Linked DNA regions of Homo sapiens: region 2 is linked to region 1. Evidence: read pairs that join two places in POLR2A ChIA-PET (ENCODE). Cell type or tissue: PC-3. All regions are shown on one strand. Each heading gives the region's core, and the rest is flanking DNA. Links, peaks and the distances in the headings are about the cores only.

The links. ChIA-PET counts read pairs that join two places held together with the same protein. Peaks named below come from ENCODE experiments on the same cell type or tissue, not always from the same donor. Only the 100,000 strongest peaks of a DNase experiment are listed, where the experiment ranks them.
Region 2: POLR2A ChIA-PET joins it to region 1 with 9 read pairs; 1 of 35 experiments calls an interaction of 5 or more read pairs at or near these places.

What each region holds. Positions count from the first base shown.
Region 1 is chr3:150,315,531-150,319,937 of GRCh38, forward strand. The region is part of intron 1 of LINC01214 (long intergenic non-protein coding RNA 1214); the gene reads right to left. All of the region lies in intron 1 of LOC107986141 (a long non-coding RNA gene), which reads left to right. Among named protein-coding and RNA genes, the nearest start is that of LINC01214, 6.0 kb to the right of the region's middle. In PC-3, for the core only: no CTCF peak of the experiment used is centred there; a DNase peak (open chromatin) is centred at 2,151; H3K4me3 peaks cover 947 bases; H3K27ac peaks cover 1,601 bases.
Region 2 is chr3:150,446,939-150,451,345 of GRCh38, forward strand. The region is part of intron 1 of TSC22D2 (TSC22 domain family member 2); the gene reads left to right. Among named protein-coding and RNA genes, the nearest start is that of TSC22D2, 41 kb to the left of the region's middle. In PC-3, for the core only: no CTCF peak of the experiment used is centred there; DNase peaks (open chromatin) are centred at 1,033, 2,393 and 2,683; H3K4me3 peaks cover 1,304 bases; H3K27ac peaks cover 3,108 bases.

The sequences.
Region 1 (4,407 bases), core at 94-4,093:
ATTATTATTGTCATTGTAATTGAGCTCTTTGTTTTCTTATAATGGTAAATTATGGGTGTCTTATGATTTGGGATTTCACCTCAGGACATATATCTTCTAGAGAAAAACACATAGACTATATTCAGTTAACCAGGGGATCATCCTACAGACAGGTGAGAAGGCATAGACTAGTTTCTGTGACATAAACTAGAAGAGAATTAATGAGGTGGTTGAGACCAGTCCAATGTTATTTGTAAACTGACCCAGTTTAGCAGTTTAATAAGAGGCTTGATTCTGAGGCTTAAATGAAATTTAAGAACTACTTGTGGCTTTGCTTTACCAACCCAGTTTTTGTTGCCCCAGTAACTCAGAATGTCTTGCTCCAGAGCTGCTGCCAGCCTCAGAGAATGTGGCAAATAGTCGTTGCTGACATGCATATCCTCCCCTCTCCTCTTTCTAGCACACACATCTTATGCTGCCCACCCACCTGATGCTCTGTTCTTACCAGTCCTACCAGTTCTCATTTTGCCTGAGAACTTCAGGGACTCAACAGCTGGGCCCAGGCTGAATTTGATATTACTGTGACTTGGCAACTTCATGTTAGTAGATCCAAACTCCCCATGCAGTCAAGGGCAGGGATGGTCCTAGATTCTGATGGTTTTAGAGCTGCCAGAAGGAGCATGAGAACTGTGGTCCATACTCATCCTGCCCTCACTTTCCTTCTGAGTGAATCCAAAGTCACAGAAAGCAAAGCAAAAATAATTCTCCTTGTTAAATACTGATCTAATTTATTAGAGCCCATCCAGAATATACCTGCCAACTGTCAGAGTCAGGAATTATTTAGTGGAATTTTAGAATCCCTAACAAGAGCTAGTCTCTCATTCTCTCCTAAAATTTACATTCCTGCCATCGCCAGAAATAAAAAAAAAAACAACACACAAAAAAAGCCATAGCCAAGCATGGTGGTGTGTGCCTGTAAGTCTCAGCTACCCTGAACACCGAGGTGAAAGGATCACGTGAGCCCAGAAGTTTGAAACCAGCCTGGTCAACTTAGCCAGACCCCATCTCTAAAAAAAAAAAGAAAAAAAAAAAGTTTAAAGCCTACATTCATAAACTCATGTGTCTTATTATAAAGGTATCCCCAAAAGATAATTTTGTTACCTTGGAAACTTCAGGTAACAATACTTCCCTTGGCAAGTCTGTCCTTTTCCTTTCTTCCTTCCTACCTTTGGGTGTAACCTAAACCTTTCCTGATGTTACTTAGGCCCATAGGATCAGCTCATGTTAAGATTTTTATGAGATCCTTGCCCAATCCATGCACATCAGTCCATCAACTCTATGCTCAGTATTTTCTATTTAAGTTGTTCACTGCTGACTGCTTTCACAGGCACACCGTGTGAGTTCTAGTTTAAACATTATAAAGTGGAGTGAGGATGTCTTCTTACATTGGAAGATGATCTACAACTTATCAAGTGCTCACCATTGAAATTGTAATTACTTCATGCCTCATTACAGATAACATGAAATATCTTGTTTAGCATCTATGGAACAGCAATAATTATATCTGCTTGAATATATCTCAGTTAGAGCTTTCCAAAAAAAAGATATTTAACAGTGGAACAATACTCAACAACTATAATAATTATAAACTAGATGTATCCTAGCCCTATTCTATTTCATTATTTGGCAGTATATGCATGAGTTCATTTTATGATTTTCCAAAATCTATCAATGATAAGGAAATTATTAGATTGCTTCTGAATTTTCAATTATAGTTCTTTTCCTAATGATGTGTATTCTCCTTGGATTCCTTAGCTCACCAAAACTTTTTTTCATCATAGCCAAATTCTGACAGAACTATGTTTGAACTATACTTACCCTTTAAATTCTAAGGCTAATTGTAAATTTTTCATCATCCTTTTAATATGGCAAACTTTATTGAGAGGTAAAGAATCAGTTAAATTAAAAAAATTTTAATTATGAATCATCAGGGCAGCTAAGACCTCAATAAACCATTTTTTACATGAATTTGGAAAGGAACTATTTCCTCCAAGCAGACTCTGCCCTCCCCTGCCTGCACCCAGGGTACAGGGCTTGGTGAGTGGAGCACAGACAGGATGTCAGTGCCCTTGAGTCCCCTTTGTAGAGCACAACAGCACAACCATGCCCAGCGGCTCTAGGAACAGTGTCAAAATTAGCTTTATTTACAAAGTTACTCATCTTTATTTACTAAGTTGATCCAACCAGTTCAAACACACTTCTAGGACAAAACCTAGAAATGAGCATACTGACCAGAACGTCAAAGTAAAGTTAAAGTAAAAAATGAATGAGGGGTATGGTAGAATCATGAGTTAGTTAAATTTATAAGGATAACTGAAAGAATAAAACCAAAATTAAGCTACCTACCTCTGATATGGAAGTCAATGGGCTATAGACACTTTTGCTTATCTCTTAAGTTAGTTTCATGGGACTTCTGGTTTGACTATTTTCTTTAAAAAAATTTATGGAGATAAAAATTGATAAAATCTTCTCACAGTATGGTTTGGAAGCAACTCTTAGAAATTTGAATGGGCAAATCTTCGGCCCAGCAATTTCATTCTAAATACCTGTCCTAAAGAAATACACATATTAACAAAGAGTACAAGGATTGTAACAATATTTCCAATAGCAAAAAAAAGACTGCACAAAAATTCATCAATAATGGGTTGATAAAAACAAATCTTTGTGTGCCCATATTGTAAATGTAATAATCATATGATTCTATTTGAACTGACAAGGAATAAGACCAAAGAAAATATACCAATGAAGCAAAAAAGGCAAATAGCAGAATAGTAGAAATCCCATTAATGTAAGAAAAATGCGTGTGGTAAATGTGCAGATATATGTATGTATGTGTAAACGCATAGAGAGGTATTTAGGAGGACATATTCCTAAGTGGTCATTGCTGAGGAAGAGTGTGAGATTTGAGGAGTTGGAACAGAGATGGGAGGGTAGAAAATTGGGAGAGGGGATTCATAAGGGACTTTTAGTTTCTGCTCTATATGCCTTTGCAATTTTTTAAACAATAAGCATGAATTACTTTTATAATTTAAAAGTAATTTTAAAGAATTTTAAAGATAAAAAAAAGAAAGAAAAATGATTACTCATAACTGCATCACCCAAACACAACAATTTTCATTTACATGTATTGCCTCCCAAGCTTTTAATATGAGTTTAAGTATGGGGAAAATATATAAAATTTCAAAATTACATAATAAGAATGTTGCTATATAGTCATTATAACTTTGAATTTTATATTTTTAATATAAACTACATAACTACAGTATATGAATTGCCATTTTGTTGCAAATAACTATCATCTGGTATTGATGCATATACATACAATTATTGTACCAGAATGTAATCAACCAAAGCAGTATGCTAGCTGCTTTGGACTTTATGCTCTTCTCATAAACAATGCAGAAAAAAATAGTTTATAAGGTATTCTCTCTTTGGATTATATCTTTAAGGAAAATTATAAGTTGCAAAGTGATCAAATTAAACAAGAATTTAAACATTGCATAACTCTTAATATACATTGCCAATTTTCTTTTCAAAAGTATAGTTTTAACCTTATTGCCACAAAAAGTGTATTAGTTTTACTTCATCTTCACTAGCATTGGGTATTAATTTTTTAACTACTCTGGCCAAGTACAACAATATATTTCTTGAATAAATTATAAATTTGAACATTTCCCTTGTGTTACAACTGCAGTTGACAGTTCAGGTCATTTTTGATTTATTTAACAATTTTGCTTTTACTAATAACAATAATAGGTAACTCCCATTGAGTGTTTATCAAGTTCTAGGCACTGTTCTAAGTATTTTACATATATATCACATCTAAACCTCACAAAACTCCAAAAAGTATTACCATAATAACCATTTTACAGATGGAGAAACTGGGACCCAGATAAGTTTATATCATAGGAAGTCTAACATCAAAGCTGAGGCTCTTACTGTCACCTCACTATATAGCTGTACATGAGTGTATTAAATAATTAAGATGTCATCCCTTTACCTGTCATACTTACCAAAAGTATTTTCCCAGTGTTTTGTATTTTTGTTGTTCTGGTGTTTTTATATGCAGAACATATTAATGTTCTTATAATCAATTGAGCTTTTTCTTCATTTTGTAATTATTTCTATCATTTCGAAGCTTATAAAGATGTCTCTGTTCCAGAGACTTGAGAAATTTTCAAATCTGTTTTCTTCCCATGTGTACATACATGTGTAGTATGTACAAATATATGTATGTGAATATATTAATGTATTTGTACGTGTGCATATATATACATAAACACAGACATATGCACATACTCTTTTTAACCCATGCAGACATTGTCTTGCTGTACAATAATACAAGGCATTTGGGGCTGTTTTTCTGAC
Region 2 (4,407 bases), core at 219-4,218, 130 kb after region 1:
TTTTCTAGAAAGCTATTTTAACTAACATTTCTGCACTTTCAAGAAATAGGCATAAAGAAAAGAAATAGGCAAAATGAAAAGATGAGCAAAAATTATGTGCTTTTCACTGGTATTTGGCTTTTGGTATATACATATACCAAAGGGGATAGTCTCATTTTTACTTTAGTCAGGCCTCACTGTAGAAATGGGATTGAGAAGATATTTAAACAAGGCGTCTAAACAAGAATGACTTTAATAAAAAGAAATAATATGTTGAATGCTTGAGAAAGAGGAGGCAAATGTGAGGCCATTAGATGAAAAGAATAAGTAGCATTCCTAAGAATAGTTTCTTCCCAAGCCCATCTTTTTCCATGACTCTTTACATGTTAGTGTTCTCCAGTGTTTTGGCCCCACTTGTCTTTTCATTGTTTATGCAAGTTTGTTTTCTCCTATGGTTTGAGTCGCCTACTGCATTCTTACAACTTTCAAATCTAGACTTCTAGGCCAGAGATTACTCTGGAGTTCTCAATACCTATATCCAGCAGCCTTCTCTCTATATTTCTCCAACAGGATTCTACATTTCCATGTCTCCAAATTCAGTAGTCCCAAGTGAAACTTAAATTTCTTTTCTCGTCTTTATTTGCAGTGCTTTATTTGCACCACCTACTCCCCACCCCACTTCATCCCCCCACCAAATCTAGCCACCTTTCTGTGATACACCAGCCAACTCCTAGTTGCTCCAAGAATAAAGCCCCAGGCATCCTTAGCATTTTCTTTGTCACAGATAGTCTCTTTTCCTTATCATCTCACTGATCTCTCAAGATTCTGTATGCTTCAATTGAAACTTGAAATATGTTCTAATCCCTCTCACCCTGTTTTTCCTCTGAGGTACCAGTGTACATCTAAGTCTAGGTAACTGTCAGTCTTACACTATTTTTCCAGTCACCAAGAAATAATTTAAAGTAGCAGGTATTATAGTGTCGAGTTTTTAATTTGGGCTTACATCCCTTGGTATGTATTATTCACTCCTCAATAATGTGCTGTCATCAGATTAGGTAGTTGCTGCTATGTAAACAGTAAAATGAAATCTCTTTCAAGAGAGCCTGCTCTAAATGTTAAGTACTTCAATATCAAGGAAAATGCCACCCTCCTCATACCCCTTTCTCCTGTCCTTTCTTAGGTCTTACTCAGAGGAAGGAAATAATCTTTTCAACCTGTTAAACTTTGCCTATTGTTAGTCTATTAAGAAATAATGATTTCATCTAATAAGAAATAATGCTACGTAGGATGACTGCTTCCTGTAATCCTAGCTACTCAGGAGGCCAAGGTGGGAGGATTGCTTTAGCCTAGGAGTTAGAGACCAACCTGGGCAACAGGGTGAGGCCCTGTTGCTAACAACAAATTTTAAAAATCAGCTGGGAATGGTGGTGCACACCTGTAGTTCCAGCTGCTTGGGTGACTGCGACTGAAGCAGGAGGATTGCTTGAGCCCAGGAGTTTGAGGCTGCAGTGAACCATGATCATGCCACTGCACTCCAGCCTGGGCATCACAAGACCCCATCTCTATAAAAACAACAACTAGCTAGCACACAAAGTCAAGTATCTTAAATAAATGTAATTCCATATTATTATAACATTTAAGTATTAACTTGAAATAGGATATTAATTAAACTTTGTTTGGAATATTTGGACTGTAATAGTGAAATTGCTGTGCAAATTTTACTTTTGTATCAGTCTTCAATTTCTCCAGACTAAATTCTTATCTCTTCCATTTTGAATGTTTTAATAGATTTTTAGTTCAGCTAGTTTTAAAACGAAGTTTCTTTAAAATGGCTCTACAAGAAAAAAGTAATTTTATCAGAATTTTACTACCAAATATTAAAATGATCCCCCCAAAATATCATAACTTGGAAATGTGAAAGAGATCTGGAAAAAGAAGATAATGTTAATTTTAATCTTGTATATATATATATATATATAATTAGGGGATAAATTTTTAATGTAACATTTTTATTGTGTAAGTTTACATGACTTTTTGTATTATAGATCTTTACCACAAATTTTTACCATTTGCTTACCAGATTTACTTTGAATAAACAGAAATCGCTGTACTGGGAGCTATAAACATAATTTACATCACATTCTCAGATGGTTATAATTCACTCTAAACCAAGAAACAGGATTTTTACAAATCACAAATATCACTTATGTTGATCATTGTTTTGTTTGTTGAATATAGTACCTTATCTTGCAGAATGAAATAGTTGCTAGAGAAAATAGAGTTGGCACCTCTTCCCTCCTTTCTCCCTTTCCTATTTTCTGTCATTGCTTTTCCTGTCTGCCATTTGTTCATGTCTGGAGTTTACACTGTAAAAGATAACTCCTTCATGAGTCATTTTCATTTTGGAACATGTTTTTCATTGTTCTTCAAAATGTAGTAGAAGTACTCTTGCTTCTATCTCTGTCCTGCATCTGCCTGCCTTCCCAAACAGCCACTTTCTTAATGTGTGTATATCCTTCTTTATGTGTATATAAGCAAATCAATGTATATTATCTTCTTTAATGTAAATTATAATGTATTGTGCACACATCTGTACCTTTACTTTTAAAGATCTCCAGAATACATTGTTCCCATCTCAGTACTAGAAAAGTATCTTTGTGGTTTTTTAATAGATGCATACTATTTAATTGAATGGATGGCTACACCATGATTCATTTAACCAGAAGCATTGCTGTTATAAACAGTGTTGTAATGAGTAGCCTTGTTAACATTATTTGCTATGTATATAAAATATCTAGAGGATAAATTCCAAGATGAATGATTGCTGGCTCAGAGAGTGAATAATTAAGGGGAGGTCGGGAGAGGAGAGAAAAGGAGAGAAATCTGTTTTGGAAAATAGTATTACATTATAGTTTTAATTTGTATTTTTATTTTATGATTCAGATGTTGAGTATTTTTTCATGTCTTTCTTGTTAATGTTCAGTGTGAATTCTCCCCATTTTTCTATTGGGCATCTGGTCTTAACAGATTTTAGGAAAATTTATTAGAGACTTTTTAACTTTAAAAAAAAATTAGACATGCAGTTACATAGTCCTTTCCCACCAAAGTATTAAAGAAATTCTAATTAAATGTGTTTATTTAAAGTTCTTAGTACAGATGATAAGACTGACTCTAGACAAAGGGGGTCTAAGGTAGGAGATGGACTTCATATAGATTGCATGCTCTTTAATCTACGCTTTACTGGCTAGCCATTTGACTGAAATTAACAAGATAAATATAAAATATGCTGAGGGCATTGGTGAACAAGGTTTTTGTAGAAGATGCTGACAATAAATATCAATATATAAATATTTAACTGAGTTTTTAATAGTTCCTTGGTAAAGGCATTCATCACACCATTGCGGGACTGGCTACTTGAGAAAAAGTAACACTTAAGTTTTGTAAGTAGAAATTTTACCTGCTTGCTCAGGATGAATAATAGCTTTAAAATAACTTATTTTGTGTTACTGCTAATAATAATCTCTATGGGGCATTTTGGGTTTTTTTTTAATCATGAAATTAAACATTATTTGTTTTACATTGGTAGAACTGATGGTCAATAATTAGAATAACATAACATTTTGAGTTCTTAGTTTAATTTATTATTAACTTCACCCAAGTTTTATTCTTAACCATAGAGGTTTGCATTCAGCCAGAGGTTGTCTATATGAATTTTATTTATTTAGGCCCTTTTGAAAGGAAAATTGTTATTTGTTCTTAAATTAAGCTGTAAATATTTTTTAGTCTCCTCTTACAGAAGAGTGGTGGATTTTTAAAATTATATTTAACCTCACAAGTTTACTGAACTGTAGATTGATTAGATTTATTCCTTTGTAATCAGTGACTCGCATTTTCTTAATTTTCTTTCTAAAAAAATAAAACATGCATTTGTTAGAGAATAGGCAAAATGTTACCCAGGTTAGAATTAATGCATTTTAGTAGTAATGATGTTATTACAGTGCTTATTTTGGGAGATGGGAGTGGGTGGAATAAAAGTTATAGATGATTTACTGGAAACAGTGTATGATTCCTTAGGACTGCCCCCAAAGAAAGGTATAGCTTCCTTCTACTTGTGAGTTTCTGAAGAATCAGTTTTAGTTGGTTTGGGCAAGGGGGTGTGAGCATGAAGTATGCCAAATTTACCAACTTAAAGGAGTTTGTATTACAAAAGATTTGATTGTGTAATTTGGAGAGTTCCTGTAGTGCATTTATAGTTGTGATTGTAACTCAATGCAAAGTTAGAGGAGTCTTTGAGTAAAGCAAGGCATTTATTTTATTTATTTATTTTTTGCAGTATTTTAATTAAAGATACATAAAATTTTTAAGGCATCTTCAGCTTTCTAACAAACCAGAAGAACATTTTCGTTCTTAGCAATTAGGTAAACTGTA